Linked DNA regions of Homo sapiens: region 2 is linked to region 1. Evidence: read pairs that join two places in POLR2A ChIA-PET (ENCODE). Cell type or tissue: OCI-LY7. All regions are shown on one strand. Links, peaks and the distances in the headings refer to the core of each region. The heading gives the core; the rest is flanking DNA. Region 1 overlaps RITA1 (RBPJ interacting and tubulin associated 1). Region 2 overlaps RASAL1 (RAS protein activator like 1).

The links. Peaks named below come from ENCODE experiments on the same cell type or tissue, not always from the same donor. Only the 100,000 strongest peaks of a DNase experiment are listed, where the experiment ranks them.
Region 2: POLR2A ChIA-PET joins it to region 1 with 6 read pairs; 5 of 35 experiments call an interaction of 5 or more read pairs at or near these places.

What each region holds. Positions count from the first base shown.
Region 1 is chr12:113,187,001-113,195,071 of GRCh38, forward strand. RITA1 (RBPJ interacting and tubulin associated 1) reads left to right here. Exons shown (of 4, transcript NM_032848.3): 3 at 1-48; 4 at 4,310-5,368. The coding sequence ends at 4,817. Among named protein-coding and RNA genes, the nearest start is that of RITA1, 5.3 kb to the left of the region's middle. RefSeq lists enhancers at 1-362, 4,492-5,145 and a silencer at 7,104-7,398. In OCI-LY7, for the core only: no CTCF peak of the experiment used is centred there; a DNase peak (open chromatin) is centred at 3,968; H3K27ac peaks cover 2,018 bases.
Region 2 is chr12:113,099,085-113,116,273 of GRCh38, forward strand. RASAL1 (RAS protein activator like 1) reads right to left here. Exons shown (of 21, transcript NM_001301202.2): 9 at 16,850-16,967; 10 at 16,551-16,704; 11 at 16,116-16,180; 12 at 15,716-15,828; 13 at 13,002-13,194; 14 at 9,001-9,138; 15 at 8,013-8,157; 16 at 6,630-6,802; 17 at 5,077-5,214; 18 at 4,862-4,997; 19 at 2,805-2,925; 20 at 1,544-1,596; 21 at 194-984. The coding sequence ends at 845. Among named protein-coding and RNA genes, the nearest start is that of RASAL1, 28 kb to the right of the region's middle. In OCI-LY7, for the core only: no CTCF peak of the experiment used is centred there; no DNase peak of the experiment used is centred there; H3K27ac peaks cover 2,341 bases.

The sequences.
Region 1 (8,071 bases), core at 3,072-8,071:
AAGGGGCAGCACCCCCACCCTCACACCAAGGAAGAAGAACAAATACAGGTAATGGGGTAGGGAGATGCAAATCCTGTACTCAGTGCAGCCACCTGGATTCCAGTTACAGCTCTGGTGTTCACCTGCTCTGTGACCTTGGGCAAGCATCTTGACCTCTCTGAGCCAGTTTACTCATGTGGAAAATAGGACCAATTATTCCTACCTAGGGGGATTGTTGATGGATTAAATGAGAGAGGGGTCTGCAGTGCTTCGCACAGTAACCTAATACTTAGAAAGCTGTCAATAAATGGTAGTGTTGATGGTTGTGATGGTGAACTCCCTATCCCCAAATGTCACAAACTGGGCATCTGAGGCCCAGAGGAGTCAGCTGAGGCATAAGATCACAGAGAAATTTGCATAAGCTTATTAATATTAATGTGTTCGATCCTTGAAATGACATAGATGTGGTGTTTCTGAAGTCATTTTGAAAATGGGTTTTGGCCACATGGGGTAGCTCATGCCTGTAATCCCAGAACGTTTGGAGGTTGAGGTGGGATCACTTGAGCTCAGGAGTTTGAGACCAGCCTGGGCAGCGTGGTGAAACTGTGTCTCTATAAAAAATGCAAAAATTAGCCAAGTGTGGTGGTGTGCGCCTGTACTCCCAGCTCCCGGGAGGCTGAGGTGGGAGGATCACTTGAGCCTAGGAGGCAGAGATTGCAATGAGCTGAGATCACGCCTCTGCACTCCAGCCTGAGTGACAGAGTGAGACCCTGTCTCCAAAAAAAAAAAAAAAAAAAAATTGAAAATGGTTCTTGCTGCATTTTTATGAACAAGTTAGAAAAATAGGAACTAATGCAAATTGTTATTGTTGTTAATTAATTAGATTAGAATTAGATTATTTGGACTGTTTCAGATTAATATCAGCCTGGAGGGAGGTGTCTAGTGGTGAGCCACAGGGCTCTGTCCTGTTTATTGTTATCAGTGGTTTGGACAAAGACACAGAAGATTAGCACAGTAGTTGGCTAGGGCCACCATGACAAAATACCACAGACTGGGTGGCTTAAACAACACAATTTTTTTTTTTTTTGAGATGGAGTCTCGCTCTGTTGCCCAGGCTGGAGTGCAGTGGCACGATCTTGGCTCACCACAACCTCCACCTCCCGGGTTCAAGCGACTCTCCTGCCTCAGTCTCCTGAGTAGCTGGGACTACAGGCACATGCCACCATGCCTGACTTAATTTTTTTTTTTTTTTTTTGAGACGGAGTTTTGCTCTTGTTGCCCAGGCTGGAGTGCAGTGGAGCCATCTCAGCTAACCTGAACCTCTGCCTCCCAGGTTCAAGCGATTCTCCTGCCTCACCCTCCCTGGTAGCTGGGATTACGCCACCATGCCTGGCTAATTTTGTATTTTTAGTAGAGACGGGGTTTCTCCATGTTGGTCAGGCTGATCTTGAACTCCCGACCAGGTGATCCACCTGCCTTGGCCTCCCGAAGTGCTGGGATTACAGGCATGAGCCACCGCGCCTGGCCACAACACAAATTTATTTTGTCACAGTCTGGAGGCTGGAAGCCCAAGATCAAGGTGTTGGCAGGTTTGGTTTCTCCTGAGGCCTCTCTCCTTGGCTTGCAGTTGGCCACGTTCTCACAGTGTCATCATAGGGCCTTTTCTCATTTTTTTTTAATCCTTCAATTACATGCAAGGGCCTTTTCTGTATACACACACACCCCTGATGTCTCTTCCTCTCATAAGGACACCAGTTCTATTGGATTAGGATCCCCTACCCTTATAATGTTATTTAGCCTTAGTTACCTTTTTTTTTTTTTTTTTTTTTTTTTTTTTTTTTTTTTTTTTGAGATGGAGTCTGGCTCTGTCGCCCAGGCTGGAGTGCAGTGGCACCATCTCGGATCACTGCAGCCTCCACCTCCGGGTTCAAGGAATTCTCCTGCCTCAGCCTCCCGAGTAGCTGGCATTACAGGTGCACGCCACCATGCCTGGCTAATTTTTGTATTTTTAGTAGAGACGGGGTTTCACTGTGTTGGCCAGGCTGGTCTCAAACTCCTGAGCTCAAGTCGTTCTCCCGCCTCTGCTTTCCAAAGTGCTGGAATTACAGATGTGAGCCACCATGTCTGGCCAGCCTTAATTACCTTTAATTAATCTAAATAATTAAGGCCAAGTGTAGAGACATTTGGGGTTAGGGCTTCAACATATGAATTTGGGTGGGCACAATTCAGTCCATAAGAACTGGCCAGCTAAAGTTAGGGTTCATTCTGAACCACAGGGACATATTTCAGATGAGAGAAATGAAATGAGAATGGGAATGATACCTATTATAAAAACAAGAATCAGTTATTGCCAGTTCTGTAGACAAGGCAGGGTCAGGTGGAGATTAGCAACACTGATACCTACAACATGGCTGAAAACACTGAGGTAAAGATAGGCTGCATTAGGAAGTATGGTGTCCATGAAAAGGGAGGTGACAACTCCTTGCTCACCTGGAGGGTGGAATTTTCTTCTGGATGCCAACAGGTAGAGGGTGTCAAGTGAGGGGTTGCATAAGAGGTAGAGAAGTTATTGAGCAAAAACCTTGGCACCAGACATATACAGGCATTAGCCAATGTGGTTTGAGCAGCTAAACCAAGTGGCAAAAGCTTGCCCTTTCAAAGACTTGCAGTTTGGGGATAGAAGCACTTTCAGTCCTGGCCAAAAAAACTATGGGCGTGGAATCTTGCAGGTATGCCGTGAATATCTGTTGAATAAAAAAAAAAAAAAAAAAAAAGGCCAGACAGGCTGACTCAGGCCTGTAGTCCCAGCACTTTGGGAGGCTGAGGTGGGAGGATCGCTTGAGCTCCAGAGTTTGAGACCAGCCTGGGCAACATAGTGAGATCCCTGTCTCTACAAAAAATAAAAATATTAGCAGGGCATAGTGGTGCATACCTGTAGTCCCAGCTACTCTGGAGGCTGAAGTGGGAGGATTACTTGAGCTCAGGAGTTCGCAGCTGCAGCGAGCGTCACTGCACTCCAGCCTGGGTGACAGAGTGAGACCCTGTCTCTTAAAAAAAAAAAAAAAAAAGGCCGGGCGCAGTGACTCTTGCCTGTAATCCCAGCACTTTGGGAGGCCGAGGTGGGTAGATCATGAGGTCAGGAATTGAAGACCAGCCTGGCCAACATGGTGAAACCCCCCCCGTCTCTACTAAAAATACAAAAATTAGCTGGGCATGGTAGCACATGCCTGTAATCCCGCCTACTCAGGAGGCTGAGGCAGGAGAATCGCTTGAACCCAGGAGGCGGAGGTTGCAGTGAGCTGAGATTGCACCACTGCACTCCAGCCTGGGTGACAGAGCGAGACTCTGTCTCAGAAAAAAAAAGAAAAAGAAAGAAAGAAAAGAAAATGGGCACGGTGGCTTACTCCTGCAATCCTAACACTTTGAGAGGTTAAGGCAGGGGGCTGCTTGAGTTCAGGAACTCAAGACCAGCCTGAGCAACATAAATCTGATCTCTACTAAAAATCAAAAACAAAAAAATTAGCTGGGCTTGGTGGCACTGTGCCTGTAGTCCCAGCTATTAGGGAGGCTGAGGTGAGAGGATTGCTTGGGCCCAGGAATTTGAGGCTGCTGTGATCTGTGACTGTGCCACTACACTCCACTTGAACAACAGAGTGAGATCGTGTCTCACAAAGAAAAGAAAAAGTGGAGGCTATAAAGACTAAGGTTATACTAATTGTGACTCTCAATTGCAAGTGACAGAAAACTTATTCAAACTGGCTTCCCCAGGAGAAGGCATGTGGGGCTCCTGTAACAGGGGCTCAAACTGTGGCTGGAACTGTCTGTCTCCACCTTAGTGCTGCTTTTCCCTGCATGCCCTTCAATCTTCAGTAGGAAGGAGATAGCCACAAGCTGCTTTGGGCTGACATCCTATCAGCTTAGCAAGAAGTAAAGTCAGGTGGCAGAAAGACATCTCTTTCCTAGTGGTTTCTGCAAGGTCCTAAGGCAGATTCTGATTGGACAGGCTTGGGTCATCTGGCCATTCGTGAACCAATCCATGTGGCCAGGAGGATGGAATATGCAAATTGTCCAGGCCTGGGGCACATGTCTGGGAATGGGGTCAGGATGCAGGGGCAGTGGATGTTTCGCAGGGAAAATCAGCAGAGACCGGGGGCAGTGGTGCTTAAGAGGCTGTGGCCTCGCTGTAGGTTTCAGACTGGGAGACAAGGACTCCTGGGATCTGCAGGCAACCCTCCTCTGCTGCTGCCATCCCAGGGTGGGTGGGAGAGCTGTTAAAGTTTTGAGGGGTTGTTCATCCCCCAGCTCATGGCGTTTATCTTCCATTTGCCAGACCCATCAGCCACACCCCGTCTTACTGTGATGAGTCGCTGTTTGGCTCCCGATCTGAAGGCGCCAGCTTCGGGGCCCCGCGGATGGCGAAGGGGGATGCCGCAAAGCTCCGTGCTCTCTTGTGGACGCCACCACCTACCCCCAGGGGTAGCCACTCGCCCCGCCCCAGGGAGGCACCACTGCGAGCCATTCACCCAGCTGGTCCCTCCAAGACAGAGCCGGGGCCAGCGGCAGACTCCCAGAAGTTATCTATGGGTGGGTTACACTCTTCACGCCCCCTGAAGCGGGGACTTTCCCATTCCCTCACCCACCTGAATGTCCCCAGCACTGGTCATCCAGCCACCAGTGCCCCCCACACAAATGGGCCTCAGGATCTCAGGCCTTCCACGTCAGGGGTGACCTTCCGGAGCCCCCTGGTGACTTCCAGGGCTCGCTCAGTTAGCATTTCAGTGCCATCTACCCCACGACGAGGTGGGGCCACCCAGAAACCAAAGCCCCCTTGGAAATGATACTCTTTCATCAGGGTTGCCTATGGGGCCACGGCGACAGGTATGGCCCCTTGCCAGGGTAGGAGGACATTCATCACCCAGGGAACCCCAGGTATTAAAGAAGCCCCTGTGGGGGCAGACAGACATAGCAGGGGTGGGCAGTGCCTCCCTTTATCCTGACAATCTCTAGTCGATTCTTGCCTTTTTCTCCCGATTGCGGATTTGGGGGCCACCTCTAAGATGCCTCTCTCCAGCCCTGTCTCAACCATACTCCAAATTAGTGCCAACCCAGGGGCCTGGCACCTCCCACATCATCCATTGTCTTGCTGCCAAGTGCGAATAAACGGCGTGATTGCCAACCTGGAGGGTCCCCTCTTATCCCTTCAAGCCAAGCTTCCTGCTCAGGATTAGTTTCCAGCTAAGTCTGCAAGCCCTAGAGGAGTTTTTCCAGGCTGTCTGTGAAGCCTGGGGAACACAACGGCAACTGGGAGATTTGTGAGTGAACACTGTTTCATCTTAATATGCTTCTGAATTTATTTTCATGTACTAAATAGATCAGCTCATCAAAGCCATGAATGTCACTTTTTTTCCCCCTCAGGGTAAAGGCCATTGTTAGGCCTGAGTTGATTTAAATAACAAAGTTAAATACAACAGATAGTACAAGGATGTGGCAGGCAACATGACAGCGGTGAGTGGGTAACTGAAGTTTGGGAATCTGGGGCTTCGGGAAGCGCTGGACTCTTCCTCCCGTCGGCTTCTGGCTAATGCCACTAACTTGTGGTTGGCCGGCTCTTCCTTAGCTCAGAGTACAGACAATAGTATTTTTTTAGTTTTGTTTTTAAGTTTGTTTGTGTGTGTGTGTGTGTGTGTGTGTGTGTGTTAAGGTGGGAAATAAAACACAATGGCTAGGACTTTGCCAAGTGGAGGGTCCAAGAAAGCCAGACAGTGACATGTGTGTCTGCAGAGCACTTAGGATGCAGCCCAGGACTTAGGAAAAGCAACAAAGCCTTTGCGCAGATGGAATTGCACCCAGATTGGGCAGTGTGGGCTGGGCTCTGGGCCTCTCCTTGCCCCCGTCTTCCTGTAAGGCACCTCCAGGAGGCACCAGGATTTTAGGGAGTCCAGTTGGAAGCCACATCATCTGGTTGGTACGTCTGCCTTGGGGCAGGGAAGAGTGGACACTGCTGGGGAGGGAGACCTGCAGTGCCCAGGACCAGTGACACACAGAAACACCTGTGGGGTCAGGCAGGCCAGCTGTGCTCTCATGCAAACATGCTTTGTTTTTTGTTTGTTTGTTTGTATGTTTGTTTGTTTTTGGTGTTTCTTTTTTTTGTTTTGTTTTGTTTTTTAAGACACGGGGCCTCGTTTCCTTGCCCACCCTGGAGTGCAGTGGTGCGATCATAGCTCACTGCTGACTTGACCTCCCGGCTCAAGCCATCCTCCCCCTCAGCCTCCTGAGTGGCGGGGACTACATGCATGCACCACCATGCCTGGCTAACTTCTTTTAAAAATTTTTTTGGACTGGGCGCGGTGGTTCATGCCTGTAATCCCAGCACTTTAGGAGGCCGAGGCGGGCGGATCACGAGGTCAGGAGATCGAGACCATCCTGGCTAACACAGTGAAACCCTGTCTCTACTAAAAATACAAAAAATTAGCCGGGCGCGGTGGCAGGCGCCTGTAGTCCCAGCTACATGGGAGGCTGAGGCAGGAGAATGGCGTGAACCCAGGAGGCGGAGCTTGCAGTGAGCCGAGATCGTGCCACTGCACTCCAGCCTGGGCAACAGAGCGAGACTCTGTCTCAAAAAAAAAAAAAAAAATTTATAGAGAGGGATTTCATTCCTTCCAGTAAGAAACAAGAAAAAAAGGGAAAAAAAAGAGACATGAGTCTCACTATGTTGTACAGGCTGGTCTCAAACTCCTGGCCTGAAGTGATCCTCCCGCTTCAGCCTCCCAAAGTGCTGAGATTACAGGTGTGAGCCACCTCGCCCAGCTGCAATGTGCATTTTAAACATATAGAATGTTTAAGCTTCCTGGAACTTTCACTAACAATTAGTTACTCACGCCCACCTCAGTTTTTCCTGAAACATCCATCTCTCTTTTGCCTTCCCATCTTCCCCTTTGTTTCCACAGACATAGGCCAGAAATAACCTCTCTTTCCTGGCTGGGCATGGTGACTCATGCCTGTAATCCCAGCACTTTGGGAGGCCAAGGTGGGTGGATCACTTGAGGTTAGGAGCTTGAGACTAGCCTGGTAAACATGGCAAAACGCTGTTTCTACTAAAAATACAAAAATTAGCCAGGCATGATGGCGCATGCCTGTAATCCCAGCTACTCGGGAGGCTGAGGCAGGAGAATCGCTTGAAACTGGGAGGCAGAGGCAGTAGTAAGCTGAGATCCAACCAGTGCACTGCAGCCTGAGCAACAGAGCAAGACTCTGTCTAAAAAAAAAAAAAACAAACCTCTTTCCTCCTCCCAACTACAGTAAAATCTGGCAGTAGCCCAAGGTGACACTAAAGGGCAACGGACACCAGGCTGTGGTGTATGTAAGGCAGTTGGGGGTGGTGAGGATGGGGGCGACTTACTTTACCATCTAATGGGGGCTGCTGCTGCTGAGCCCTAGGAGATATGCAGACCTGGGATATCTGGATGATTAGATTTTTTTCCAGAAAAGGGAGAGTGTTGGATTTCTACATGGTAGCCCTCAGTTTTTTAAATGCTGACAAATAATTTAAAGATAATTGTTCAGGCCGGGGGTGATGGCTCATGCCCGTAATCCCAGCACTTTGGGGGGCCCAGGCAGGAGGATCGCTTGAGGCCAGGAGTTCAAGACCAGCCTGGGCAACATAGTGAGACCCTGTCTCTACCTACCCTTTTTTTTTTTTTTTTTTTTTTTTGAGACAGGGTCTTCCTGTGTCACTCAGGCTGGAGTGCAGTGGCACAATCTCAGCTCGCTGCAATCTCGACCCTCCCAGACTCCAGTGATCCTCCTACCTCAGCCTCCCAAGTAGCTGGGACTACTGCCGTGTGCCACCATGCCTGGCTAATTTTTTAATTTTTTGTAGAGACAAAAAATAAAACATGGGGTTTTGCCATGTTTCCCAAGCTGGTCTCAAACTCCTGAGCTCAAGTGATCTGCCTGCCTCAGCCTCCCAAAGTGCTGCGATTAGAGGTGTGAGTAACCACTCCTGGCCTAAAAATTTTTTACTTTAAAAAAAAAAAGTTGTTTTAAATAATTGTTCAGCTCCCTGGAATGTGAGGCTGAGGGCTGCTGTGAC
Region 2 (17,189 bases), core at 7,201-12,200, 84 kb before region 1:
CCTACGGAATCTGTTAAATAACCCTGATTCTTGCCTTCATATACCCTCAGATTCTGAGTCAGTAGCTGGCTGGGCCTCAGAAATCTGCATTTCTAGCAGACATTCTAGCGGGTGGTCTTTGGCCCACAGTCAGAGAAACTCCTCCCTTGTTCTTGAACTACCTCATTGGAATCCAGTTTGAAAACCACACATCTAGACTTTCCCTCCTCTTTTTATACAGGGTAATCTGAGACCCAGAGAGAGATAAACAGCCTGGCCCAAGGTCTCCCAGGCTCCAAGGGTCTGAGTTTGGCACACTGGACCCCCACCCAGCCTTGGTTCTTCCTGAGGGCACCTGATTCTGGAAGCTTGTGGTTGGAGTCCTAGGCCAAGGGCAGGGTACAGAAGAATCAGTGAGGTTATAGGGATTAGCAGACATGAAAACAGGAAGGAGTGAGGCCATTTAGTGCCCATCTGGGGCAACAACATCACATGGGCATCAGGAATTCAGGTCCAGCTGTATCCAGCAGCTCAGGGCCAGGCTGGCCTCCTTGGTATGGATAGAGGCCAGTTTGGTGAAGTAGAGACCCCAGTCTCAGTCAAATAAGTCAGGTTCCTTATCCTATCCACTCCAGTCTGAATCAAGCCAGAGGGCAAGTTTCACTCAGTGCAAGGCTGGCCCCTGCCAAAGGGCTTCCATGCCCTGAGTTCTGGACTCAAGGCACACAGGACTAGGCACGTCTCTGGGAGCCTCCAAACCACAGAATCAAAGAGGTCCAAGGAGACAGGAGACTCCCGGGGCAGGATGCGCTGAAGAGGGCCCCCTGGCTCTTGCTCCTCCTTCCGGGCTAGCTCTGGCATTTCCTTAGGGGCCAAGGGGGCCCAGGGCCGCCTTCCCTCGCTCCTGCTGCTGGAACTCCTCGTGGGCACGATCCAGGTCTGCGAGCACCTCCAGCAGGCGGGCAGTTGCTGCTCTTTGCCGGGCCAGGACCTCAGGACAGGCCCCTAGGAGGGAGACAAGAGGCCACAGGGGCTCAGCCAGTCCAGGGCAGGCTGCTGTAACCCGGACCCAATGGTTTCTCATGCTGAAGATGTGCCTTGTGCCCTGAGAACCCTAAAATCCTTGAGAATCCCCACACACAGCCCTGTGGCCTGATAATGGACTGGAAACAGGAGGACACAGGAGACAGTGGGGAAGTGCCTGCGAAGAAAAAGGGACCTCCTTAACCCCTTAGCTTCTTTTTTTGGGGGTGGAGGCAGAGTCTTGCTGTGTTGCCCAGGGTGCAGTGCAGTAGCATGATCTCAGCTCATTGCAACCTCCACCTCCTGGGCTCAAGCAATTCTCATGCCTCAGCCTCCCCAGTAGCTGGGATCACAGGTGTGCACCACCACGCCCGGCTAATTTTTAAATTTTTAGTAGAGACAGGGTTTCACCATGTTGGCCAAGCTGATCTCGAACTCCTGACCTCAAGTGATCCACCCACCTCGGCCTCCCAAAGTGCTGGGATTACAGGTGTGAGCCACTGCACCCAGCCTTTACCTTCTGAGGTACAGGAGCCCTTACCTGTGTCTGCCTCCAGAGTTGTATCCATGTTAGAATCCTCCAGTAATTTCAGCCTGGAAGGTAAGAGGGAGAAAGACAAGTCTGGTCCCTGATTCCCATTCCTGCTTCCTACCCCAGAAATTCTCTGAGAAATTAGTTTTCCTGAACCATCACCATCACCATCTACCATCATCATCATCATCATCTACACAGCAAACATTTCTAGAGTGCCAGATACTATTCTAAACCTTTTACATGTATTAACTCATTTAATTATCATGACAAACTCATATGAGGTAGGTATTTACTATTAGCTCCATTATACAGATGATCACTGAGACACAGAGAGGTTAGGTAACTTGCTTAAGGTCACACAGCATCAGCAGCAGCATCATTATCACTTATTGAAAGCTAACTATCTGGCCAGGCACCTACAAAGTGCTCTACCTGTATTAGCTCATTTGATCCTCAGGACAACCCACGAGGTCGCCACCATTATTATCCCCCTTTTCCAGATGCACTGGTTGGGTGCAGTGGCTCATGCCTGTAATCCCTGCACTTTGAGAGGGCAAGGCGAGACAGGTGGATCACTTGAAGTCAGGAACTGGAGACTAGCCTGGCCAACATGGTGAAACCCCGTCTCTACTAAAAATACAAAAACTAGTCAGGCGTGGTGGCAAGTGCCTGTAATCCTGGCTATGTGGGAGGCTGAAGCAAGAGAATCGCTTGAACCCAGGAGGCAGAGGTTGCAGTGAGCCAAGATCATGCCACTGCACTCCAGCCTGGGCAACAGAGCCAGACTCTGTCTAAGTAAATAAATAAATAAATTTTTTTAAAAAGAGATCACACAGCTAGTAAGTGGCCAGGTCACGATTTGAACCCAGACAGGTCAGCTTCAGAACCCACTCTATAATGAGTTGGGACAAATCTCTGTCACCAAATAACAGTGATAGTGATCCTCATGCCAGGAAGGGGAAGAGATCTATCCAAGGTCATTTAGCAAGCGCAGGGGGCCAGGATTTTATGTGAATTGTGCCAGGGTCTCTGGAGCTCCAGGTATTAAAAGATCCCAAGACCCAGTTCTGCATAAGGGACCCCTCCCACTGAGGATGCTTCCCAAGCCCTGACTGTGTAGACACCCAGTCCCCACCCTGGGCCAGGCCCCCGGGGAATATCCACCAACACACATGGGAAGAATGAATAAATGGACACAGCAAGGCCACGGTGGGGGGCTGGCCTGGCTGGTCATAGGAGGTGAAGTGGGATGGGTGGGGGCACCCACCTGAGCTGGTCCCGCCCCAGGAGCAGCTGCCGATACACTGTCTGGGCCTCAGCATCAGGATCCAGTGGGTCACTCCAGTCCCCCAGGGTGACAGCTGAGTGTGTACGGCTGCAGCCGGCGGCTGAGGGAACACAGCTTCATTCATCAGTAACTCCCTCTCCCCTTCCAGAAGCCTCCACAGCCAGGCATTCGCCAAGCCGTGCTCCTTCTTCCTGTAAAATCCCTCCTCAAACCTACTACTTCTAGGCCACACACGGTGGCTCATGCCTGTAATCTCAGCACTTTTGGAGGCTGAGATGGGAGGATCACTCGAGCCCAAGAGTTCAAGACCAGCCTGGGCAACATAGTGAGACCTTGTCTCTACAAATAATTTAAAAATTACCCTTGGGTCTGGAGCGGTGGCTCACGCCTGTAATCCCAGAACTTTGGGAGGCCAAGGTGGGTGGATCACCTGAGGTCAGGAGTTTCAGACCAGCCTGGCCAATGTGGTGAAATCCCATCTCTACTAAAAATACAAAAATTAGCCAGGCGTGGTGGCTCATGCCTGTAATCTCAGCTACTTGGGAGGCTGAGGCAGGAGAATCTCTTGAACCTGGGAGGCACAGATTGCAGTGAGCTAAGATTGCACCAGTGCATTCTAGCCTGGGCAAAAGGGTGAGACTCCATCTCACACACACACAAAAATATTAGCCTCACATGGTGGCACGTCTGTGGTCCCAGCTACTTGGGAGGCTGAGGTGAGAGGACTGCTTGAGCCCAGGAGTTTGAGGCTGCAGGGAGCCATGATTGCACCACTGCACTCCAGCCTGGGCAACAGAGACTCTGTCTCAAAAACAAAAATAAAAAAACCCACTACTTCCGTTGAATCTTACATCCTCCACTCTCATCCAGCCCCACTTCTGCTCCCCAGACTCTAGCAGTAGCCTCGCCTCTCCCGGTACTCCTCCCTCATTCTAGGCTCCAGTCACACAGACCCTTTTCCATCCGTCAGCCTACCTTGTCCCAACCTCTAGGCCTTTGCTCATGACACCTGCAACACTTCCTTACCCCCATCTCCCAGTTCTGTCTCCAATGCCGCTGCTTAACTTCTGCTCTACTCAGGTCACATTTAAGCAGCACCTCCTCCAGGAAGCCCTCCTTGAGTCCCCATCCTGAGGCTGGGTCAGAGGCATCCACTGGAATCTCAAACGTCTCATCTTGGCACTTATAACATTGTATTACATTGTTATACATTGTAATACATCATTATATATTGTATATACATTGTTAATAACAATGTCATTATTTTATATATTATTTTATATATATTTTATATATATTATATATTATTTTATATAATAACAATGTTATTATTTACAATGTTATACATTGTAATACATTGTTATACATTGTATATACATTGTTAATAACAATGTATAACATTGTATTAACAAAAGGCCGGGCACGGTGGCTCAGGCCTGTAATCCCAACACTTTGGGAGGCCGAGGAGGGCTTATCACCTGAGGTCAGGAGTTCGAGACCAGCCTGACCAACATGGGGAAACCCCGTCCCTACTAAAAATACAAAAATTAGCTGGGTGCAGTGGTACGCACCTATAAACCCAGCTAGTCAGGAGGCTGAGGCAGGAGAATCGCTTGAACCCGGGAGGCAGAGGTTGCAGTGAGCCGAGGTTGTGCCACTGCACTCCAGCCTGGGCAATAGAGTGAGACTCTGTCTCAAAAAAAAAAAAAATTATTGGGTTATGCACTCATCTTTCTTGAGAACAAGCTCATGATGTTTGAGTACCACTGGATGCTGGCACCTAGTGAGTACTTTAGAAATAACACGTCGCATACGCCAAGCAGCGTCCTATGCTCTTTGTGTAAATCAAGTCATTTAATTATCACAACTCCACGAGATAGGCACTGTTATCAACCTCATTTCACAGTTGAGGAGACTGAGGCATAGAGAGGTTGAGTAACTTGCCCAAGGTTGCACAGCCAGCCCAGGCGGAAGTGGGACACCCGCTGATTGACGGGTGGGGAGGGCGGAGCCTGCAGTCCGCCCTGCCCCCTCACCTGAGCGCTCAGCCTGGAGGCAGCAGGTCCAGCGCGCGCTGCGGAAGGCACCGGGGTGGCAGGCGGCCAGCTTGTTCGGGTTGGGGGCGCTGGCCTTGCGCAAGGCCGAGAGCCACTGGTTGAGCTCATTCACATTCTGCAGCGGGTGGGAGGCGATCAGGGGGCGGGTGGGAACAGAGGGACGCCCCCCGCTCCCCATCGCGGTGGGGTCTCACCTTGCACTGGAGGTAGGTGGTGTGCAGCGCCCCCGTGCCGTCCTGCGTCACCACCTGCATCACGTGGGGCAGTTGGAAGGCGCCCTCGTCTACGCGCTCCACGGCGCGGATGTGAGACACGGGGATGGAGTGACACATCTGGGGAAGAGGATTGTCGCTGCAGGATGGGCTGGGGGCTAGGGCCGGGGTGGGGACACCTTCCGTCTGGTTGTGTGCAGCAGGTGGAGTCAGTTCCCAGCGGCGGGACATTCAACCCTGTAAGTCTGTGCTCTGTGTGCTCGTCCATCCATCCATGTGAGCTGTTCCATGAGTCCTGCCCTATCCCCTTTTATTTTTTTAATTTTTATTTATTTATTTTTTTAACAGAGTCTCGCTCTGCCGCCCAGGCTGGAGTGCAGTTGCACGAGCTGGCCTCACTGCTACCTCCGCCTCCCAGGTTCAAGCGATTCTCCTGCCTCAGCCTCCCAAGTAGCTGGGATTACAGGCGTGCACCACCGCTCCCGGCTAATTTTTGTATTTTTAGTAGAGACGGGGTTTCACTATGTTGGCCAGGCTGGTCTCGAACTCCTGGCCTCAAGTGATCTGCCCACCCCGGCCTCCCAAAGTGCTGGGATTACAGGCATGAGCCACCGTGCCCAGCCACCTCTCTAAGTGACAACTTCTCTGGGCATCCATTTCCTTGTTAATAATAACTACCACTTCTATGGTACTTGGGACGCGATTCCAAGCACTTTACATTGATCAACTTATTTAATTATCACAACAAACTTCTGGGGTTGGTTCTGTTATTCTCTCCAACCTGCAGATGAGAAAACTGAGGTGCAAGAGGATAGATGACGCTTCCAAGGTCACTCATTGGGTGGACCCAAAATTGGAACCCAGAGAACTGACCCCTAGAATCTCCATTCTTCTGATAAAATAGAAACAGGAAGCGTGGGCTCCCTTCTCAGCGTTAGCCGTCATCATCTACTGGTGTGCACACAGCTCCCCATTCGGGAGATTCCAGCACGTGTCTCGGGGCATTCTAGTCATGAACGCCAGCCCCACAAGGGCAGGATTTTCACCTGTCTTGTTCACTTCTGTATCTCCAGTGCCTAGGACACTGGCACATAATAGGCACTCAATAAATGTTTGCTGAATGAATGAACGAGTGAATGAATGCTTGGATGGATGTGCCTGAACATCTGCACACGTTCCTAGTGAACACATTCAATTTTATGAGTCTGTCTAGCATGTGTCTAGATCCTGGTGGGAGCATTGGAGAGAGGCTCAGCATCATCCCTGTCCTGTGTGCATCCACATCTGGGAGGCGTATCCCCGCCACCGCATGTGCACATTCTGAAGGATGCATGATGGTGCCTGTCCATGTCCTGTGCCCACATTGGCCTGAACTTGTGAGCAGAGCCTGTCCTGAGAGTTTGTCGTTGTTAAGTTGCTATGGCATCTTGGGGCCTTGCCCCACTGTGGGCCTCAGTTTCCCCCTGGGTACAAAGAGGCAGCACACTGAAAAAGGCCACCCCTGGAAAGCCCTCCATAGTGGACTGGAACCCCACCTGCCACTCAGGACTCTTGGAGAAGGAGAGGGTCTCCCCGCTGAGCCAGACGTAGCGCTTCTTGAAGGCAAAGCGCGTGGCCAGGCCGGCAGGCTCCTCCTTGCGCTTCAGCAGATAGCCTTCTCGAACAATGGCCGAGGGCGGGAACAGGGCCCTGGCTGGGACACCAGCTTCTAGGAGATGGGAGAAGAGAGCGGTGGACAGTGAGCCCTCCCTAACCAGGCTCACCTTGCTCCACTAGCATGCCCAGGGAGGACCTCAGTGGACGGGCATGGTTCTCTGCTCCCCTAGAGGCAGGAGGATGAGCGCGATGACTTCAGACCACTCCCTCAATAGGGGATGCAATCATGGAGGCTGGGAGGAGGGGGAGGGCAGAGTAGCCCTTGAAGACCTCTCTCCAACCAGAGAAATCTGCAGACAGTATGCAGGCAGCCAGCAGGGGCAGCCACACCCTATGGGGTCCCATCCAGGCAATGTCCAGCATTTAATCATGCTCAGGGAGCCAGGACACAGCCCCGCCACCCCACCCCAGCACCATAGGGACCCCACCATGCCACAGCCAGGTTCTACGTTCTGACAGGTTGCTTCAATGGGACTGGGATCCAACTAGGTTATGACCTGAGCCCCACATTATGGTATGGACTCAACCACAACTTTCCTGCTACAAATCATCCTGTGATTCTGTTTCACTCCAAGTCAAAGCTAAAATTCTTCCCAAGGCCTATGAGGCCCCACAGGATCTGGCCCCCTCACCTCTCTGGCCTTGCCTCTTTGCCTCCCCACTGCCCCCAGTTCACTCTTCTTCACGGGTGTCCTCAGTGCTGCTCTGTGTCCTACCTCAGGGCCCTTGCACATGCTGTGCCCTGCCTGGCACACTCTTCCCCAGGATCCTCAAGGCTCTCTAACTTTTCCCTTTCAGATCTCTGTTCTTTCCTCCTTTTTTTTTTCCTTCTTAGCACTTACAGCTCTCTAACATACCACATAACTTGCTTATTTATCTTGCTAATGGCCTGTGGTCCCCAACAAAATAAAAGCTCTGTGAGATCAGATTTTCTCTGTCTTGTTCACTGCTGCATCCCCAGCACCTAGAACTGTGCCTGTTATTTAGTAAGCGCTTAATAGATGTTTGTCAATGGCATGCACACCATGCCACGATCCTGCCCACAGCCATATCCCCACACTGGCTGGGGATGGGCCTGGAGGACAGCACCTGAGCTCTGTTCATCTCTGGGGCCTAGCACAGTAAGTATCAGGAAATGTTAGTTGACTGACCCACAGATTCACATTCTTAGTGCTGAGGAGCTGGAGGGGGAAAGGGGAAGTCCCTGAGTGGTGTCTCAACTGGGCTGAGAAGCCAGATGTGGCCGGACCACAGGAACTCACCTTCATCCCCATCCACATCCACCAGCCGGTCCAGGAAGTCTCTCACACGTGAGACACACTGCAGCAGGAAGGGGTGCAGGGGGGCCATCCACAGTTCCTTGCCTTGGCCCAGCTGCTGGCCCAGGTTTCCAATGCTCTGCACAGCCTGGAGCAAAGAAGCGAGGGATGCCGGGGCCAAGGTCACAGCAGAGGGTAGGGCCCCTCCTGGCTCCCAAATCAGTGCTCAATAAAAGAAGACTCATATTGCCGGGCACAGTGGCTCATGCCTGTAATCCCAGCACTTTGGGAGGCCGAAGTAAGCGGATCACTTGAGGTCAGGAGCTTGTGACGAGCCTGGCCAACATGGTGATACCTCATCTCTACTAAAAATGCAAAAATTAGCTGGTCGTGGTGGCTCACGCCTGTAAATCCAGCTACTCCAGAAGCTGAGGTGGGAAGATCACTTGAACCGAGGAGGCAGAGGTTGCAGTAAGCCAAGATCGTGCCACTGCACTCCAGCCTGGGTGACAGAGCGAGACTTGTCTCAAGGAAAAAAATAAATCAATAAGAAGACTCAACACCTTCCTTGGGTGATGTCTGTTTCCCCTTCCTCTTTTTGGAATCTGCACTCCCCACTAACCTTATTCTGTTCCCTCCCGAGCCCAGATCCTCCCCAAGAACTGCTCAGTCCTACCATGGTACTCTCATGCAGAATCTCAAGTTGTTGCCCTTTGCAAATGATGATCTAATTCATACTAAGGTGTGAATGCCTGCTAGCCTGTTTTCCACTTTCCTTCTGGAAGGGTTGGGTTTTCATTCCCAAAGGGGAAATTGGAGTGCATGATGACTGCCTTCACCCTTGGGATGGAATGCTAACGGTGGTGTTTCAGACTTGGGTTTCTTCGGATGTTCTTTGGGTCTTCTGTGGGTCTGGCCTCCCAGCTCTGCTCCTACCATGCTTTTTTCCCTGGCTAAAGTACCTAGGATGGGGGAAACCCATGGCTGGCACCTTGGCAAGCAACAGCAGTGAGCGGCTAGTCTGGGGGTCCGCGTGTTGGTCCCGAAGGTCAAACAGCTTTGGGGTAAGGATGGCAGGTGCGAAGAATCGCAAGAAGAGAAATCCACTGATGGCCAGGTACTTCACATCCTGCTGGGAGGAGCAGAAGGTAAGAGGAGCCCCCCAAACCCACTTCTCAGCTGCGTAAACTGAGGCAGCAAGGACTAGAAATTCGTGGTGCAAAGAGAAGTAGGATGGGGAATTGACCAGGAAGCCACACCGGCTGGCCGAGGAAGTTTTTCCTCTCTGGGCCTCAGTTTTCTCACCTGGAAAATGGAATAACAAAACCAATCCTACAAAAGCAGATTTGGCCAAATGTCCTCAGAGTTGGCTTTGTGCCAAGCACTATGCCAAGAGCACAGCCCTAAGAGGGAGGCACCATCATGAGTCCCATTTTACAGATGAGGAAGCAGAAGCTCAGAGACATCAAGCGATTTGCCCAGGGTCACACAGCTAATGAGTGGCAAAGTCAGGATTCAAACCCAGACCTGTGATTTATGATAATAACAGCAGCAGGATGGATACCTCTCTATACATTCGCTTATTTAATACTCAACCCAGGAAGGATCACATCTCCATTTTACAGAGGAGGCAACTGAGGCCCAGCAAGGGAAAGTCCCTTGCCTAAGTCTGCACAGCCATAAGCGGCAGAGCCAGGAGTTGGACTTAGGCAGGATTTGATTATTTTTCTTTTTTTTTTCTTTCTTTTTTTTTTTTTTTGAGGCAGAGTCTTGCTCTGTTGTTCAGGCTGGAGTGCAGTGGCACGATCTCTGCTTACTGCAACCTCCACCTCCCAGTTTCAAGTGATTCTAGTGCCTCAGCCTCCCAAGTAGCTGGGATTACAGGCATATGCCACCACACCTGGCCAGTTTTTGTTTTGCTTTTTTTGTTTTTAGGTTTTTTTGTGTGTGTTTTTTTTTTTTTTTTTAGTAGAGATGGGGTTTTACCATGTTGGCCAGGCTGGTCTTGAACTCCTAATCTCAAGTGATCCAGCCGCCTCAGCCTCCCAAAGTCCTAGGATTACAGGCATAAGCCACCTCGCCCAGCCAAGGATTTGAACTCTCTGTTCTTCACCACACTCTCCTGCCATTCAACACCAGCTACCAAGGAGCCCTCACTAAGTATTAGAAACCAAGCCTGAACTATCACATTTAGTCCTCAAACAACTCCATGTGGGTAGGTAAGTGCTATTATCCCATTTTTTCAGATGAGGAAACTGAGGCTCAGTAGTGAACCCAGTCTGATGGGCTCCAGAGTCCATCCTGTGTGCACCTCCCCACCTCCAACCTCTGCCCTCTACAAACTGTAGAGTATGGTTCCCCTCCATGTGAATCCGGGGCCTGGCCCATCTAAAGGTAACGCTGGTTCCCCAGCACCAGCAGAGGTGACTCAGGGAAGGGTGCCCCTCCATCCTGGGTGCATCTTGCTCCCCCCAAACCAGCTCCCCACCCACCTCTCACACTTGCCAGGCTATATTTAGCCTGAGAGTCTGCGCCTGTGTTTATTCAGAGGTTGTAGTCACACATGAAACAATGCCCTCCCCGGGGCGTGTGCCACCTTCCTGGGGCATCTTGGCCTTGGCAGTGACCCCTGTAGGAGCTGGGTACCTAGAACTGCCCAGAGGGAGCATCTTCCCCTCCATCTGGAGCCCTGAACTGTCCCCCTCCATCTGGAGCCCTGAACTGTCCCACCACTACCCCACTGCCATCTGTAGTCCAGGGTAATTTCAGTCTTCACATCAGCTCATTTGTTTCCTCCTTTTTGAAGGCAAAGAACCGGTGTCAGTGCAGCAGAGAAAGGGGCTTCCCTGGGTTCCCCGGGCCGGAGGAAGTCCCTGCTCCAGGGCCACCTTGGGGGCTGAGAACTAGAGGACACTTGGGTGTCACTGATATTGGCTCACCATACGAGGTCTAGGCTGTCTGGGGAGCTGGCCTCCTCCCTTTCTTCCCTGTTCCCTGCCACAGCTGTGCCCCACTTAACACCTCTGCTGGCAGCCCAGGTGAGAGCCCAGCAAGGTGAGGTGTAAGCCAAGCTACATCCCAGTCTCAAGGCCCAGAGCTTACTCCTCAGCTGGGGAGGAGGGGGAGGAGGGGAGAGACCCCAGCTGGGAGTCTAGAAAACCCTTGGCCAAGTGTTTTGCCTCTCTGGGCCTCAGTTTCCCCATCTGTAAACAGGAAGTGGAGAGAGATGTGGCATAAATCAAAAGCTCTCAAATGAGGCTGTAGGAAGTGGGTTACGACATTGCCAAAATGTAACAGGTCTTAGGTCTTTCTGCAAAGTGAATCCTGGTCTGATACATCAGCACTACGTAAGAGTTCATCTCACCTGATGTTATCTGCAAGTGAGGACAATGACAGCCACCTCGGGAGGTGTGCTGAGCATTCAACCAGGGGGTCCCAAACTGGCCAGTCCAACCACAAATGTTTTGTAATGCATGACCCAAAGTGTTTTTGTGTGTTTGGTTTTCAGGTGAATTCATGCTGACATTTTAAAAATAAGAGATCAGGCCGGGCGCGGTGGTTCACGCCTGTAGTCCCAGCACTTTGGGAGGCTGAGGCAAGGGGACTGCTTGAGGCTAGGAGTTCGAGACCCTCTGGGCAACACAGTGAGACCCTGTCTCTAGAAAAATAAATAATTAGCTGGGTGTGGTGGTGCACCCCTCTAGTCCCAGCAACTCGGGAGGCTGAGGTGGGAAGATCACTCAAGCCTGGGATAGAGGCTGCAGTGAGCTATGATTGTGCCACTGCACTCCAGCCTGAGCAACAGAGCAAGACCCCGTCTCAAAAGTTAGTAATAAGTAAATAAATAAATAACCTCACATAAAATCCAGAATCTCTAAAGATCTGGCAGTACTGGGCTTCCATTCCTATATGGCAGTGATCCCCTGGAGCTGCCCCCTTTAGACAAGATCTGGGGGCTTCAGTTGGCCACAGTCTTCATGTCTCCCTACCACCCCACGCGCTGCTTGCTTTGTTCTTGCGCCTCGTCTGCCTGAAACTCACAGCATCTGAGTTTTCAACTTTTCTATCCATGTTGGTATAGCACTACACCTGCAGGGATTCATTTTTAGACTTTATTCTGGGTGTTTCTGAGCACTTACTGTATGCCAGATCTGCGTTCTTCTCTCTTACTTCCTCTCTCTCTCTCTATTTTACATCTGGAATTTCAAGAAGCACTTACTTTGTGCCAGACTCTATTATTTGCTGGTTATGAGCACAGACTCAGGAGCCAGCCTGCCTGGGTGAGTGCCAGTCCCAATATCACTCCTTTCTACCTGTGTGACTTAAGCTCTCTGGGCCTCAGTTTCCTCCTCCGTAAAATGGGAATAATCCTGGTATCCACCTCACAGGCTGCGTGTGATGGTTAGATAGGGTAATAAATACATAAATCACCTAAAACAAGATATGGACCATGGTCAGGCTACATAGAGTGTTAGCTGCCATTATTATATTTATTATTGGTATTTATTTGTTTATTTTGAGACAGAGTCTATCTCTGTCACCCAGTCTGGAGTGCAGTGGCGCAATCTCGGCTCACTGCAACCTCTGTCTCCTGGCTTCAAGCGATTCTCCTGACTCAGCCTCCGGAGTAGCTGGGATTACAGGTGTGAGCCACCATGCCCAGTTAATTTTTGTATTTTTAGTAGAGACAGGGTTTCATCATGTTGGCCAGGCTGGTCTCGAACTCCTCACTTCACTTGAAAGTGATCCACCCTCCTCGGCCTCCCAAAGTGCTGGGATTACAGGCGTGAGCCACTGCGCCCGGCCTATTTTTATTATTACTATCATTCTTGGGACCCGGACCCTGCCAGGAACGCTGTCCCCACTTCTGCCAGGACAGAATGCTCTAGTGCCGGCAGCCTAGGTTCTGGTCACAGTTCTGTCCTGACTCCTCCGAGTGACCCCGGACAAGCTCCGGCCTGTCCCCAGCCTCAGCCTCCCATCCTGGCGCACCTGGTGCTCGGCCTGGGGGAAGCGCTCCTCCACTCGCCGGTGCAGCTGCTTGAAGGCGAGGCGCATGGCGGGCGGGCAGCGCCCCACGGAGCCCACGATGGCGTCCACGATGGGCCCCAGGTAGCCCGTCAGCAGCCCCAGGCTGGTCTCCCGCATCTGCTCCTCCGAGAGTGCGCCTTTGAAGGAGATCCTCCTGGAGGGGCCGGCGGAGCAGCTCAGCCTCGGGGCACAACATCTGCCTGCTCCAAACCCTCCACCGGCCCCGCTGAGCTCCGAGAGGACTCATCTTCCCTCCACGTCCGCAGCCTCCTTCCTGCCCCTTCCCACCGGGTTTCTTGCTGTTGCTTAAACACGATGAGCTCATTCCCATCCTGCAGCCTTTGCACTGGCTTATCTCCGTGCCCAGAACACTCTCCCGTTAAATGTTAAATCTCCGCAACACTCCCTTCCTCACCCCCTGCAAGTCTTTGCTTAGATGTCCCCTCCCCTGCGAGGCTGCCCCTGTCCTCACCCTCTGGAATATTGCAGGCCTCTCCCCTCCCTCGTTTATTCCATTCCCTGGTCCCATTCAATAACCTTTTCCCAACCAGGCCCGGTGGCTCATGCCTGTAATCCCAGCACTCTGGGAGGCCGAGGGGGCAGGTCACTTGAGACCAGGAGTTCAAGACCAGCCTGGCCAACATGGTGAAACTCCATCTCCACCAAAAAATACAAAAATTAGCCCAGCGTGGTGGTGCACGCCTATAATCTCAGCTACTTGGGATGCTGAGGCAGGAGAATCGCTTCAATATGGGAAGTGGAGGTTGCAGTGAGTCGAGATCGCACCACTGCACTGCAGCCTGGGTGACACAGCGAGACTCCATCTCAAAAAATAAATAAATAAATAAATAAACCTTCTTCCTCCAGTTGCTCATTATCTGTCTCCCCCCAGAATAGGGACTTGGGACTATTTGTTCCCTACTGTATCGTCAGTGTTCAGCCCAGAGCCTGGCACTCAATCATTGTTTTGTTTTGTGGATGCTAGAACAGCACTTTTCCATCTGCAATTATTGTGTTCCTTTCTTTCTTTACAGATTGAGGGTCTGTCTTGCCCACACCTAGAGTGACAGCTGGGGGTTCTCAGCCCCACTGTGTCCTGGACCCAACGTGCTGAGCCCTGGACTTGTCTCTGGCATGGTCTCTTTTAATCCTAACAGCAACTTGATGGGGTAAGTAGCCTTACTTGTTCCCGTTTAACAGATAAGAAAACTGAGGCTCAGAGAGGTTACTGGGGAGATGGCACAGCTGAGAATAGAACCCAGGACTGCCAACTCCACAGCCTGCCTGCAACCCTGCCCTGTCCAGGTCCCTACATGCCCCTGTCCCCATGGGTGCCCACTGAGTTTCCTCCATCGTTATCAAGTGTGCTAGGAAAAGCCCTCAACTTGGAGTCTCACAGATGGACTGTGTCCTTCTGCTCAGGGCCTGGGATCAAATCCTTGCTCTGTAATTTCCTGGCTGTATGACCTTAGGCAAGTGACCTTCCCTCTCTGAGGCTCAGTTGCATCATCAGTAAGAGGGGGTCATGATGCCTGCCTCTAAAGTAGTCAGAAGGTGTGGACAGCACAAGGAAAGATCCTCTCCTGTCTCTGCCACGGTCCCCAGTGGATACCCCAGCAACAATTTTCCACAGCTCCAGGCTTGTGGGTTAGACAGGAGAAGGTTCTGGAGAGAAAGGAGGAGCCCACGGAGGGGTGGAATGACCCCCAGCCACTGCTCTGCTTCCTCCCAATCTCATTGAGCTCTCCACGATCTCCCTTGCAGGCAGGCCCACTCAGAGACCGCCAACACCACAATAATAAAAATCGCTAATGTTGGGGACCCCCAGCAGCACAGCAGTAAATATCACTAATGTCGAGGAGCCCCAGCAGCACAGTAATAAAGATCACTAATGCTTGTGGAGCACATGCATGACTCAGTTAACGGAGCAGAGGTCATGAGCCCCACGTTTCAGGTGATAATATTCTCACCAGCTGGATAAGGGACATTTTAGAAGTAGTGTGTGCATTAAGTAGAAGAACATTGGATCAATATTTTAGGTTTTTTAATTTTAAAAAATCTGATTATGCCAGGCACGGTTGTTCACGCCTGTAATCCCAGCACTTCGGGAGACCAAGGCAGGAGGATTGCTTGAGCCCAGGAGTTCGAGACCAGCCTGGGCAATGTGGCAAAACCCTGTCTCTGCTAAAAATGTAAAAACTTAGCTGGGCATGGTGGTGTGCGCCTATAGTCCCAGCTACTCAGGAGGCTGAGGTGGAAAAATTACCTGAGCCCGGGAAGTTGACGCTGCAGTGAGCTGTGGTCACACCACTGCACCCCAGCCTGGGTGACAGAGTAAAACCTTGTCTCAAAAAAAAAAAAAAAAGAAAAAAAGGAAAAGAAAAGAAGCAACTTAACCACTGAGGAACAGAAGTTTTGGCAACTTTGTCCACCAGTAGTGGCAAAGCTAAGATTTGAACCCAGGGCGCTTAGCATCAGAGTCCTGACCATAACCCCTATACTACACAGCCTGATGGTTTAAGGGCTTGTGTGTGAGGCTTTCAGCTCAGCCACCGAGCTCCTGAGCAGCTGTAGCCCCAGGGTGGGTGGCAGTCAGCATGAACCCAGCCCCCAGACAAGGCTCCGGGTAGCCAAAGGGGCCCGTCGGAAGGTCAGGGTCCTCAGGCTTTGCTCACCGGGTGCGGCCCAGGTCCATCTTGCAGGGATCCAGCTCCATGTACTTCTTCTCCTCAAAGACACGGCTAATCACAGGCTTCAGGACCTCGTGCAGGTAGGGCATGCCCACGAGCTGGGGGCAGGGGGCACCACACGGGGTGGGGCTGAGGGCGAGGCCGGGGCATGCCCATGAGCTGGGCGCAGGGGGGACCATGCAGGAAGAGGTTCAGAGAGAGGCCAGGGCTGGGGTAGGGGACACATCCAGGTGCAACTCAGGGCAAGGCCGGGCACCAGCCGCCAGCACTGCAGCTCGGCTGCTCAGTGCTGTCTGAAGCCAGCTAAGTGAGGGAGCCAGGTAGGCACTGGGAAGGAGGTACCCGAGGAAGCTGCGCCTGGTCCCGCAGGCCTTCACCTACTCACCTTCATAAACTGTTCCATCGACTTGGATGCCAGGGAGTTAGAACGGAAGAGGGTGTTGGGGTCCACTGGGAGGACAGGAGGAAGTGTTTGCTGGGATTTAGGGAGCTGAACCCAGCTCACCCCACTCACCCAAGGTGGGAGTCATGATTCTTCCAGCCCCAAGAATCAGGAAGACCCAAAACATCAACCCCATTCACAGTACAGAGGCCCGGAGTGGTTAAGTGAATTGCCTGAGGTCACACAGCCCACAAGTAGCAAAGCCAGGGCCTGAACCTGCAATTGGGCTCCCAACTGTCTGGAGGTGCACAGCACAGGGACCCACAGAAAAAGGAGCCCTTTTTCCCTCTGCCTGAGGCCTCCCCATTCCTCCCCCAGGACCCTCCTGCAAGCCCACCATTGAGGGCGGTGATGTCGGGGGTTGTGCGGGCAACTCACTGGTCCGAGCCACCTCACGCCGGGTGAGATAGTCCAGAAAGCGCCCAGCCAGTCCCCGGCCAAGAAAGAGTTTCACCAGCTTGGTGGCAAGGTCCTGGCGGCAGTCCCCCAAGGTCAGCTCTTCCAGCAAAGCCAAGGGGCTAGCAGTGTCCTCCTGGGTGGGGGCGGGAGACAAAGATGACCTCGGCCCCTGGGACCCCAAAGCAGATGGGCCTAGATAGGGCTCCGTGAGGCAGGGGGAGGCCAGGATCCAGACCCCCGGCACCCGCCTGATAGCATTGCTTGCCTGACGCACCCACCTCTGCTGGCCCCTGCACAGACTCCATGAGCAGCTCCATGAGAGGCTGGTAGCACTGGGAGGGCAGGACGCGGTCCTCAATCAGGCGTACCTTCACTCGCAGGGCACCCAGGTTCCCCCTGTCCAGGATCAGATCATAAGAAAATGAAAGATCTGGCCGAACACGATGGCTCACGCCTGTAATCCCAGCATTTTGGGAGGCCAAGGTGGGCAGATCACTTGAGGTCAGCAGTTTGTGACCAGCCTGACCAACATGGTGAAGCCCCATCTCTACTAAAAATACAAAAATTAGCCGGGCGTGATGACACACGCCTGTAGTCCCAGCTACTCAGGAGGCTGAG